Regions from separate parts of the Homo sapiens genome. Here region 1 is linked to region 2. A link is a loop called in an ENCODE intact Hi-C map of the cell type or tissue named here. Cell type or tissue: CD14-positive monocyte. All regions are shown on one strand. Links, peaks and the distances in the headings refer to the core of each region. The heading gives the core; the rest is flanking DNA. Region 1 overlaps LHFPL2 (LHFPL tetraspan subfamily member 2). Region 2 overlaps LHFPL2 (LHFPL tetraspan subfamily member 2).

The links. Hi-C counts contacts between places; a loop is a spot of excess contacts. Peaks named below come from ENCODE experiments on the same cell type or tissue, not always from the same donor. Only the 100,000 strongest peaks of a DNase experiment are listed, where the experiment ranks them.
Region 1: a loop joins it to region 2, with 2.2 times the contacts of the local background. A loop is called at or near these places in 2 of 110 quality-filtered maps.

Annotation. Positions count from the first base shown.
Region 1 is chr5:78,480,775-78,486,160 of GRCh38, forward strand. It overlaps LHFPL2 (LHFPL tetraspan subfamily member 2), which reads right to left. Exons shown (of 5, transcript NM_005779.3): 5 at 4,456-5,386. Among named protein-coding and RNA genes, the nearest start is that of SCAMP1, 120 kb to the left of the region's middle. In CD14-positive monocyte, for the core only: no CTCF peak of the experiment used is centred there; a DNase peak (open chromatin) is centred at 3,207; H3K4me3 peaks cover 1,346 bases; H3K27ac peaks cover 2,811 bases.
Region 2 is chr5:78,592,574-78,597,959 of GRCh38, forward strand. The region is part of intron 2 of LHFPL2 (LHFPL tetraspan subfamily member 2); the gene reads right to left. Among named protein-coding and RNA genes, the nearest start is that of LHFPL2, 54 kb to the right of the region's middle. RefSeq lists an enhancer at 4,453-4,747 and a silencer at 4,593-4,797. In CD14-positive monocyte, for the core only: no CTCF peak of the experiment used is centred there; DNase peaks (open chromatin) are centred at 1,668 and 2,768.

The DNA of each region.
Region 1 (5,386 bases), core at 95-5,094, 110 kb before region 2:
CATTCTTTTTCTATGCATATGTGTTTTGTTTAGTTAAGAGATATAAGCAATATGGATTTTTAAAAACCTTATTTTCCCCTCACTTAGCTTTATGTCATAATGGCGCAATAGTTTAGTTTTTTAAATTAACTTTTTTAATTTATAAAATTAATGTATATTTCAGTATAAATTATAGAAAATATAAGCAAAAGAAATAACCAAAATTCTCATAATTTTACATCCATGAATAACTTCTATTAAAATCTGGTTTATATCTTTCTATTTTTCTAGGAAGACAACTTCCTAATATTAAAAATGAGATGACCCCGTACATCCTTGTACATCCTTTAGGGATGTCTACCTACTCCTCAAAAGCCCCACTTCTTTGGGTCCTTAAAGTCCACATTGGTACTGGATGTCATCTGGCCATAGTGGACTCATTCCTGGCTTATCAGTTTTTTATTCTGAATGTAGATATGTCTAGAACTCTACTGTTCCAGAATTGGAACATAAGAGGTAGCCATTTTCTGCCATGAGGAAGGAATCACCAAGAAAGCTGGTCTGCAATGAAAATGAAGAATGAAACAGACATAACAGGAGATGTAAAATGAATGACATAGAAAAGATCTTAGTGGCTTTCCTTTTCCTTTATGGAGCCCTACTTCTCACCCTTATCCCATTATCCTCATAATCTTACCGCTTTTTCTCCCTCAACTATCTTGAATTGGTTTCTTATTACTTTTAACTGGAGGATCTTAACACAACAGTTTATCTTATTTCAGTTATGATATAAATATGTATTGAAGATTTTAATATCTCTGAATATATTTCTGTAACATTTAGTATAGCTATATAGCTAACATCATATGTATGTATCATAAAGTCTTGTTATTCCTTTAGGTTCTGATTTTCAGGGTTTTAAAGTTATAAATAATTTATCAAGGAATATATTGTTGCTAAATTTGGGGACTCGGGCTTTTGTTTTTTCTTTAGGACAGATTGCTGAGTTAAAGGGTATTATGCATAGTTTTTAAAGCACCTTTCATGTGCTTTGCCAAGTTGCTCTCCAGAAAAATTTTATCCATATGTAACTCCATCAGCAATGTACGGAAAGGCCTCTTTCTTCACATCCTTGGCCAGCATTGGATGTTCCTTTTCTAAAAAGTCTTTTATCCCAATAGATTTTGACAAATCAGGTTTCTTTTCTGAGCATTCTGGTTTCACATGGCTTATGTGCTCACCCAATGCTACCGGTTTGTTTGTTTGTTTTTGTTTTTGCTAAATAGGAGTAACTGAGTACCCTGCATCCACTGAGAAATCTTCTGCTTCCTGAAAGCTCTAAGGTAAAGATAATTAGCTGAATGCTCTGTTATAACAGGATGGAAAAAGAAATGGTGGCCTCAGGTAGCCAATCCACTGAGTCTCTCCAGGTAAAATTACACTGGTTTCGACAAGTTATGTTACCTTTCATAGAATGTAATTTTAAAATGATATTAGTCTGGGTGGGTAGTATTTTCTTAGTTTTTTTCTAATAATAGCTTATTGTGGGCTTAATTATATACCAGTGTTCTGTACTAAATGCTTTATATACATCACTTAATTTTCATACCAAACTTGTGATATAATTTCTGTTGTTGGCTCTGTTTTTGTAGAGTTCTAGGAAATTACCCCAAGGTCACTCAGTGAGTGGTGGTGGTGAAGGGCTGGAGAGGGATGATGAGAACAGGCAGGTCCCCTGACTCCTGCCAAGCGTGGCTGCCCCACCATGCCGCCTCGTTCCAGTTGTCTTCCCTTTCATCCTTCCACATTTCCAGTCATTCATGTCCATCCTTTAGGGACAACAGATACTAGAAAAAAAATCAACAAAAAAAATTTTTACATATATTTTTGAAGTCTCCAGACCAAATGCTAACACCTGCCACCTAAAGGTGAGTACCTGCTGCCCATTCTTCAGCAGTGTAAATTTACTAAAGGGTCTTTGGCGTTTGTGTGTTTGGAGAAACTTTAGTCGAGGACAAATCCTTATTATTAGGTTAAATATGCTTCTTATGTGATTATAATAGTTGCTTACCCTGAATGAGAGATTATTTATACTAAGAAAACAATAAAAACTGTCAAAGCCTATCATTTATTTTCCCACTGTCACATACTTAATGAATTTCTTGTGTCTGTTTTCAGGATTGAGCTAAATCATGATTGATAAATTGAGACATATGGTGTCATCTTCAAAATTATGAAAAATCACTAGGTGTTTTCTCTGAAAGGGAGGAAGAAGCAGTGTTTTCATCAGTTGTGATGGTGAGGCCCTTTTGGAGTTTTATTTGGAAGTTATTCTAAGTGTTTACAATGTAGAGATATTGCCCAGGAGTTTGCATTGGCTGCCTTCCCACCTTGTGCATTCCAGGTAGAAGGAAACAACATAGCAGTTTGAGTGAGTTGCCTTTGGTGTCAAACATGTATCTGAGCTTTGGCTTTTCCGCTTATTAGCTTTCTAACCTGGGATACATTATTTAACCTCAGTTATTTAAGTGACAGTTATCTGTAAAACAATAGTAACAGTTTCTATCTCATAGGATTTTGATGAATAAATGAATTTTATGAAGTATTTAGCATAGTATCTGCCCATAGAAGTTGCACAATAACTAAGGACACTTACCATCTCTCAGGTGTATTGATGACTCCCAAATCTCTCTCTCTCCTTAGTATAGTCCTAGCTGCACACAGGACTTCTACATTGGCAGCCTAAGCTGAACCTCCTCACCTTCATTGTCCCTGCTTCTTCTGGAGTCTTCATCTTGGTGATCACATCACCTTCCACTCAGTGTCTACGCTAAATACCTGGCTGTCATCCTAGACTCTTTCCTCTCCTTCCTCTCCACTTCTGATCAGTCACCTGCCCATTCTTTTTCCCTAACATAGAATTCATCCCATTGACTGTCCTTTACCATCACTGCCTTAATTCAGGCTTTCGTCTCTTGTGAATAAAATCATAGTGGTTTCCCCTAAACATAGGCATTTGGACTGCCTACCTGTAGGTGTTCAATTTTTCAGGATGTTTGGCTAGAAAAAGCTAAAAAGCTGCTAATAGCAATGTGTTACTTGATTGACTTTTCTTTCCCATGTGGTTTTGGTTTCACTACTTCCTCTTTTTGTGTGCTTTTATCTGTGTCCTGTGTACCTTAGTAAAATTGGCAGTTCTTGTCTGCAAGACTTATCTTGCACAACTGTTCAGGGTAAGGAGAGGAAGTTGCAAGGAAGAAGATAGTAGTAGGGGGAGCAGTGGGATGGCTCTGCCAAATGACTCAGCTGCTAGTGAGGGCCTCTGAAATAAAGTTATTGGTTCTTACTGCTTTGAAGAGTAAAGTTTGCTTTGATACCCTACCCTTCATTGTTTGAGAGTTGAAAAAGATTGTTTGAAACTACTGAAATAATATCCACATAAAATATCCACGTTAGTAAGGACCGTTGTAAGTGGTTGTTTGGTTAAGCAAAAACTTTAAGGGGGTGTAGGTGTAATTTGAATGCAGCATGTTCCAGAAAGATCAGTGTGGAAAGTGGACCTAGTAGCAGAATTGCTAGATAACAACTAAGGATGGGAAGCGGGGGAAGCACATGGGAGGATTCCCCAGCTTCTGCTAAAATTCAACCAGGGTCCATTCTCTGTGTGGATTAACTTTTGGGGAATACAATAACAGCTGAAAAAGCAATGGAAATTTTCTAATTTTTCTTGGGTTATTCAAATCATGATTATTTGGAAAACTGTGTGTGGTTTTTTTAAACTGATATGGGTAACTTTGTCAGCTTTTATTAGAAACCAAAACATGAATCTAATTTCAACTGTCATAGGCCCTAGATCAGGGGAAGAAACTGCCTTTTTTTGGTATGAAATAATAAATGCTTCATGGGATACAGAGAGTTGAGAGTTGAGAAGGGCATTTAGTGTCATTCTTGAGTTTATAAATTAGAATTCCACCTCTTCTGGATGAGGGTTTATATGGCCAGGATTACCTTCAGGAAACATGGATGTGGAATGGCACCGTATCATTGGCTTTTATTTTTAGGGATGTTGTTGGAAGAGGAGGATGTGTCTTTCAGTTAACTTTTCCCCTTGTCATTGTTACATATTTATGTTTGAAAATCCCTTTTTAATACTTCGGAGCATTTTCATATTTCATAGCTTTACTTTAAAATATATGTTTACAATACTTGAGATGTTTTTTCCTATTTACAATTGTGTTGATGCTTCTTCAAGGAAGAAATACATACTTGACGTTAAAGAAAGATAGCCCAGGGTAGGGACATATATGTTACTAGTGAATGGGATAGTTTAAAATACCTGAATATCTTTTTTCCATTCATCAATATTACATGTAAGTTAGTGTTTAAAATAAATGTTGACTGATTGATAGGTATTTTCTTGATCAGATTATACACATCATATTGAAGCCAGTATACTCAGACTTGAAAGAATAAGAATGAATTGCAAAATCTGGTTTAATTAAGATCTGGGGAGGGGAGCACATAGTGAAAATACATATGCACAGGAACCAAATCAATGCTAGACAATGTATTAGTTTACAATATAATAGGATAACTACAAGTTTGAAGGCTCAAATTGAGTCCATCAGCTGTAAATACAATTTTATATTTGGCTCAAGTGGCTGTTGAATATCAAGTGGTGCCGAGTCCCTCCAGAGCACCTACTGACCCCCTCAGCCTTGGAAGGAGTTTCACCACAGTCTCAGAAGAAATCCCAGTCGTGCCTTTAACTCTTTTGGCCCTTGGGAGTCATTGCAACCCCAATACAAATGCCGGCCCAGGGATTTCCAGTGGCCACAAGTTATTGCACAGAGAGGTCTGTTCTAAGCCAGACTCTTACAGCTAAGGAGGTGTGAGATTAGCCCTTAAATACTGGTCTAGCATTAGCATGGTCTATAAAAGCATGTTAAGAAATAGCTCCTCAGTGATTATGTACCAGCTACTAGTTATCCTACTAAGAGAAAAGGCAACATGGCAGCTTCACATTTCACATGAAAGACTAGCATTAACTGGGCCTGGCGTGCGGGCTTAACTTTGACATAACACTAGCGATTATTTTAGACCCAGGAAAAAATGATTTCATACCAGTCTTTTCTTCACATAAGATTTGTGTAGCATTAAAATTATGGGTTACTGAATAAGCCATGAAGGCAAAAATGTGGAACTCTCCTTGCCAAAACAGAAACAAACATCCCTGTTTTGACTCCTGTCCAGTTTCCAAAACAAAACAACAAAACATACATACACCTTTGTTATTGCACATCTTTCACACAAACTTGTGTATGTATAATATACATATATATTTTTAAATATGCTACACATAAAAAAAGACTATGGCACTTTACAGAATATATGTTTAACAAAGATC
Region 2 (5,386 bases), core at 98-5,097:
ACATTAAGTTCTGCCTGATTACTCTTCAACTTAGTGAAAAATTCAGATACACACACACACACACACATTACTCTTCAACTTAGTGAAAAATTCAGATACACACACACACACACACACACACACATTACTCTTCAACTTAGTGAAAAATTCAGATACACACACACACACACACACACACACATTACTCTTCAACTTAGTGAAAAATTCAGATACACACACACACACACACAATCAGCTGAATTACTCCTGGCCATCCAGATTACTCTTTCTGAATTTTAAAAATTATTCAGAATGAGGAGTTATTGTTTCTTGGGTACAGAGTTTCAGTTTTGCAAGATAAAAGAGTTCTGGAGCTGGTGGTGATGGTTGCACAACAGTGTGAAAACATTCAATACTATGAACTGTATGCTTGAAATGTACATTTTATGTTATGTGTATTTTATCACAATTAAAAACAAAAGCCAACAGGTGCTCCCATGCCTGGTTTTGGCAACTCGCGCATAATCTCTGTCCCCGGTGTCTGGTTGGAAGCAGTCACTACACAGCAGTTCCAGGACACTACCGGGTGCTGACATTCACGGGGGGCGAAAGGAGATGCCAGCTGCTGCTCACAGTGAGTGCTTTTCCCGGGGAGCAGACACAGTATCTGCATCAGACACTCCTGATTCACTTCTCATCCCCATGGGAATCAGGAGAAAGATTTCACAGCCCTCAAGTAAGACATCTAGGTTCCTGGAATTAAGGAAAAGAAGAGCTAAAGTCAAGAGTGCAAGGTCCTGAGATCCCTGGTGACATCTTTCCACCTCTTGTTTTCGATTGAGGAAGACAGCCTGGGGACTTAAAGGCCCCAGCTGTCTCTCCCGAGCACCTCTCCCTTCACACTCCAAAAACAGTATCATTTTCATGACAAAAAGCTCTTTTAAAAAATGCTCCATAAGGTCCTCACAGACCTGGTCCCTGTCTCCAGAAGGTCATGGTTTATGATATACCATTGTGACCATGCTAGTTGAAACATATGGGTAACAGGTGAGCGTACTAAATCAATATTTGAACAAGCAATGATGTATTTATAGTACATCTGGTAGTGGTCAAGGATACACTCTTTGGGAGAAGAGGCAACCTGAGAAGTAACCAGACCAGAGACTGGAAGGACCAAGTGTGTGTGGAAGAACCTGAGAGCTCCATACACAGCCTAGAGGAGCAAGGCTGGACCAATTGTCTATGAAGGCCTCACTCACAAACCAGACGGCATGACTGTCCCCAGTCCTTCCCTACTCTGAAACCTATCCACAAGCTGACCCAGGGAACCCTGCTTGATGAGGCAAGAAGGAGGGGGGATGGAGAGGATATCTCATTCCTATTCGTCTTCAAGGTAACACACACAAAAATAGCAAACTCTTGCATACTGCTTGTTATGAACACTCTTCCAATAACTCGTAGATAGGAACTCATTTAAGCCTCACCAGCCCAGGTACTATTTTATGCACTGACAGAGAAACCAAGATAGAAAAAGGTTAAGGAGCTTGCCCAAGGTTTCAGAGCTAGTTAAGTATGGGGGCCAGACAGTTATCCTGGCTCTTAGCCTTTATGCAATCCTGCTTCTCTAAAACAATGGCTATTTCTGTAACACTAGACAAGAAGAGAGGCTTAAAGACATTCGGCCCTATGTAGCATGTTAACTCTGTTCCCCTATTTTTAGGGGGAGAGGCAGCATAGCTTTGTATAGACATCCTCCGACTCAACTTGGGCAGGATGTCAGCTAACTGTGTGGCCTTGGACACATTAATTAACTATTAGCTATTCACTGTATCTGTAATATACGCTGTCTAATGTATCTGTAAGGGTTAAATCAAGTTTCTAGCACATACATAATAGATAGAAGCTATTATTCACCCAGGTGAAAGCTCTAAAAACAAGCAGCTGACACACAGCCACCATCTAACAAATTAATCAAAATCCTGTAATAAAGTAATAGTGGCTATAAGCTTAAACTGGCACACAGCAGTCAGTTCATAGCCAGAGCCCTACAAATCATGAACAGTTCCTTCACTACACTGTTTGGGTAGGGATTCTATAATTTTTCCTAAGTGTTCCCCTGGGATAAGAACCAAGACACAAGAAAGAGAAAAGGGACAAACTTACAAGTTAGCAGAATGTTTTACTTGAAAACACAGTGCAAAAGTTGAAGGTAAAAAAACTTGACATTTTATAATAGTCTTTGTTTGATTCTAGAAAGCCAAACAGTCCCTAATTACTAAATCACATATAGAATGGACATAGCCGCCAACGACCAAAGAAAGAATATAAATTGCATGTCACATCTCAACTTCAGAGAGAAACCATCTGATGTGGCTAGCCTTCTGAGTGGGTGCTAGCACTGTGTTCTTTCCTTGCTCTTAGAATAGAGTCTGGGGACCAGCCTGGCTGGCCTAGCTATCTCTCAGGGACCAGATAGCAAACTTTGTACCCTGTGTGTTTCGAATTCACACTCAAGAATGTGAAAATAATCAGCTATGCCATCTCAACATGCACTGATGAACAGTTTTCAGGACTGCTTCAAACCAGGAACTAAGGTAAAATAACAAGTTAGACAAGCCATGTGCAGACATCCCGCCTCCAGTCAGGACGTGGGGATTCTCCTTCCTGGAGACAGACTATATTTTTACAACAGGCTTTTCTATTTTCCTTACAGATTGCTTCAACTATAACAGCACAAACCAAACATCTGAAATAATGAGTCATACTGGCTTGAATCCGAAGCACCAGGTCAAATGCAGTTTAAGCCACGTCAGTGCTTAAAGGCAACCCTCATGTGGTGAGTGGACAGATTTCTGCCACCAGAAATCTATAAGCCCTTTCCACCTAGGTGAACAATGTCTCAGTGTGGGAGGCAAGACAAGTGTTTCTAGCTGTTCAGGACCAGGCTAGGAGAATCTTCTTTCTTCCTTTCCTTTTTTTAGACAGGGTCTCACTCTGTCACCCAAGGTAAGTGCAGCAGCGTGACCACTGCTTACTGCAGCCTTGAACTCCTGGGGTCAAGCAATTCTCCCGCCTCAGCCTCCGGAACAGCTGGGACTACAGGCTTAAGCCACTACACGTGGCTAATTTTTTAAAATTTTTTTTGTAAAGGCAGGGTCTCACTATGTTGACCAGGCCTGTCTTGAACTCCTGGCCTCAAGCAATCCTCCTGCCTTTGCCTCCCAAAGTGCTGAAATTATAGGTGTGAGCCACTGCAGCACCCAGCTGTTCCTTCTTTCTTAAATTGCCTCTCTTTGGAGGGGATTCCTGATGAGGAAAAAACAAAAAAGAAACTCAAAAACTTACAGCATTTTTTCCTATAAGCATTCTGGTAAAGGGGAGTCCAAGAGAAAGGAGGTTTAAATGAACAATAATGGTATTAAGTAGCATTACAAATATTATTTGTGGATTTAAGTTAAATTTGTTCTTGATTCTATGAAATATGAAAGTCAAAACATTCTTTCATCAGTTAAAAAAAGCAGCCCTCTCTGCAGCTGTTCTAGACCGAAGATGACAAAGTTTATAATAAATTATAAGCAACCCTCATGACATCTAAATTATACATTTATTTTCCTCCTTCACAATATCATTATAATGTCTCCAATTAAAGCCCGACAAATTTTGGAAATTGAATTGAAAAGATATACAGTTACAAGAACTTCTCAAGAAAGATGCAAGGAGAAAGGGTCCTCATCCCAAAAGATTGGACTTGCAGGAAACACAAGCTCACATCATCCTACAGAAGGTAAGCAGCTGCCTAGAGGACGACCTTTCTGATAAAAGAGTAAAGCATGCAGGCATGAACGAATCAATGAACATTTGAATGAAATAGCCCTGGGATCACAAAGTTCCAAGAATATTTTTCATGAGTCTCACAGTGCCCAGTTTTCCTTTAACATAAGTCTGTCTTACCTTTTCTAAGACATACCTAATGTGATAAAGAGAAACCTAGTAAAAATGATTGACCTTCCTTGGCAATCTTTGTGACTCTTACCTATTCATTCCAACTCTGCTTAGGGATAAAAGTGTCACGTGCCTGTCTGAAATTGTCTCCTATAGCCATGTCTGAATTATCCAAAAGTCAGGACACCTCCCCGCCATGGTCCCAGAACCCAGCTAGGAACCCAGAAAAGCAATCTACCAAGGAAATGCTGCCCAAAGCCCAGCAAGCCACATTCTGATGCTGGTAGGTTGTCAGTCATAAGCAAAAATCCAGAAAATACAAATCTTCCTTTGATAATAATATTGACAGTTTCTTCTGCTCCCAAATTTTTGCCTTCTTCCCATTAAACAACAAAAATTAAGTGATCTAGGTTGCCCATGTTGCACAGTCTATACATTCATATGAAACAAAAATTTAACCTCATAAAAAGAAATTCAATTACTATTGACTAAACTGCAAAGTAATATTTAACACACCAAACAATAATTTTGTAAGCAAAGCAAATTGCTAAACCTGGTTCTCAGCCATTGTTTCCATATCACAGTCACCTGTGGGACTCAGGAAAATCACTGATGATCAGCACCACCCTAGGAGAGTAAGGTCTGGTGGGGCTGGGGTGCAGTGGAAACAGCCCACGAGCGAGGCGCCAAGAGAGCAGCAGTCTAATCCCAGCTAGACTTTGCACTTCCTGTGTGGCCTCTGGGACATCACATCTCTTCCCTGTGTTTCCTCACAGGGAGCTCTAAAATGGGGGCATTGTATGAAAAGATAATCTAAGTCTCTTCCAGTTTTTTTCAATTTTCTCCCAACCCCAGAGTTTTTTCCACTTAGGAAACTAACACAAGTTTTTCTAATTTTTTCCCAAACCTAGTGTTTTTTCCACTTAGGAAACTTAAAGGTCTCTTTGTGTGGGACAGAAGCAAGAAAAAATGAAGACAAATATACCAAAGTGTGTCTCAGAGTAGAATGATTCAACATGACGTAAGAGTTTGTGTGGGAGAGTGGTGAACTGACGTAGCAGATTATGGAAGACTGTGAACAAGCAGCTTGGAAAGTCAGGAAACTCTAAGACCCAATTCTTCAATTCTTCCTTCTTTGTTTTTCTTTTTAAGATACAGAACAAAAGAAAAGTTGGGAGGAAAGAGAAATGAAGTAACAAATAAGTCAGTAGTATTCAATGAACACTTACCAAATGTGCATGATGGTATGTTACAGGAATAAGAAAGAATTTAAGTGAAGAACAACATGGTCCCTGAACTCAAGCTATTTGTGATGGAATTCAGTGCATCATATGCACTGAATTAGTATCTTCATATGCATTGGTATCACTGGGCAAGCTTGTTAGAAAATACAGACACCTGGGTCCACACCCCTCTTCCCAAACATTATAAATCCATTTCCAGGATGCAGAGCCAGAAATGTTTT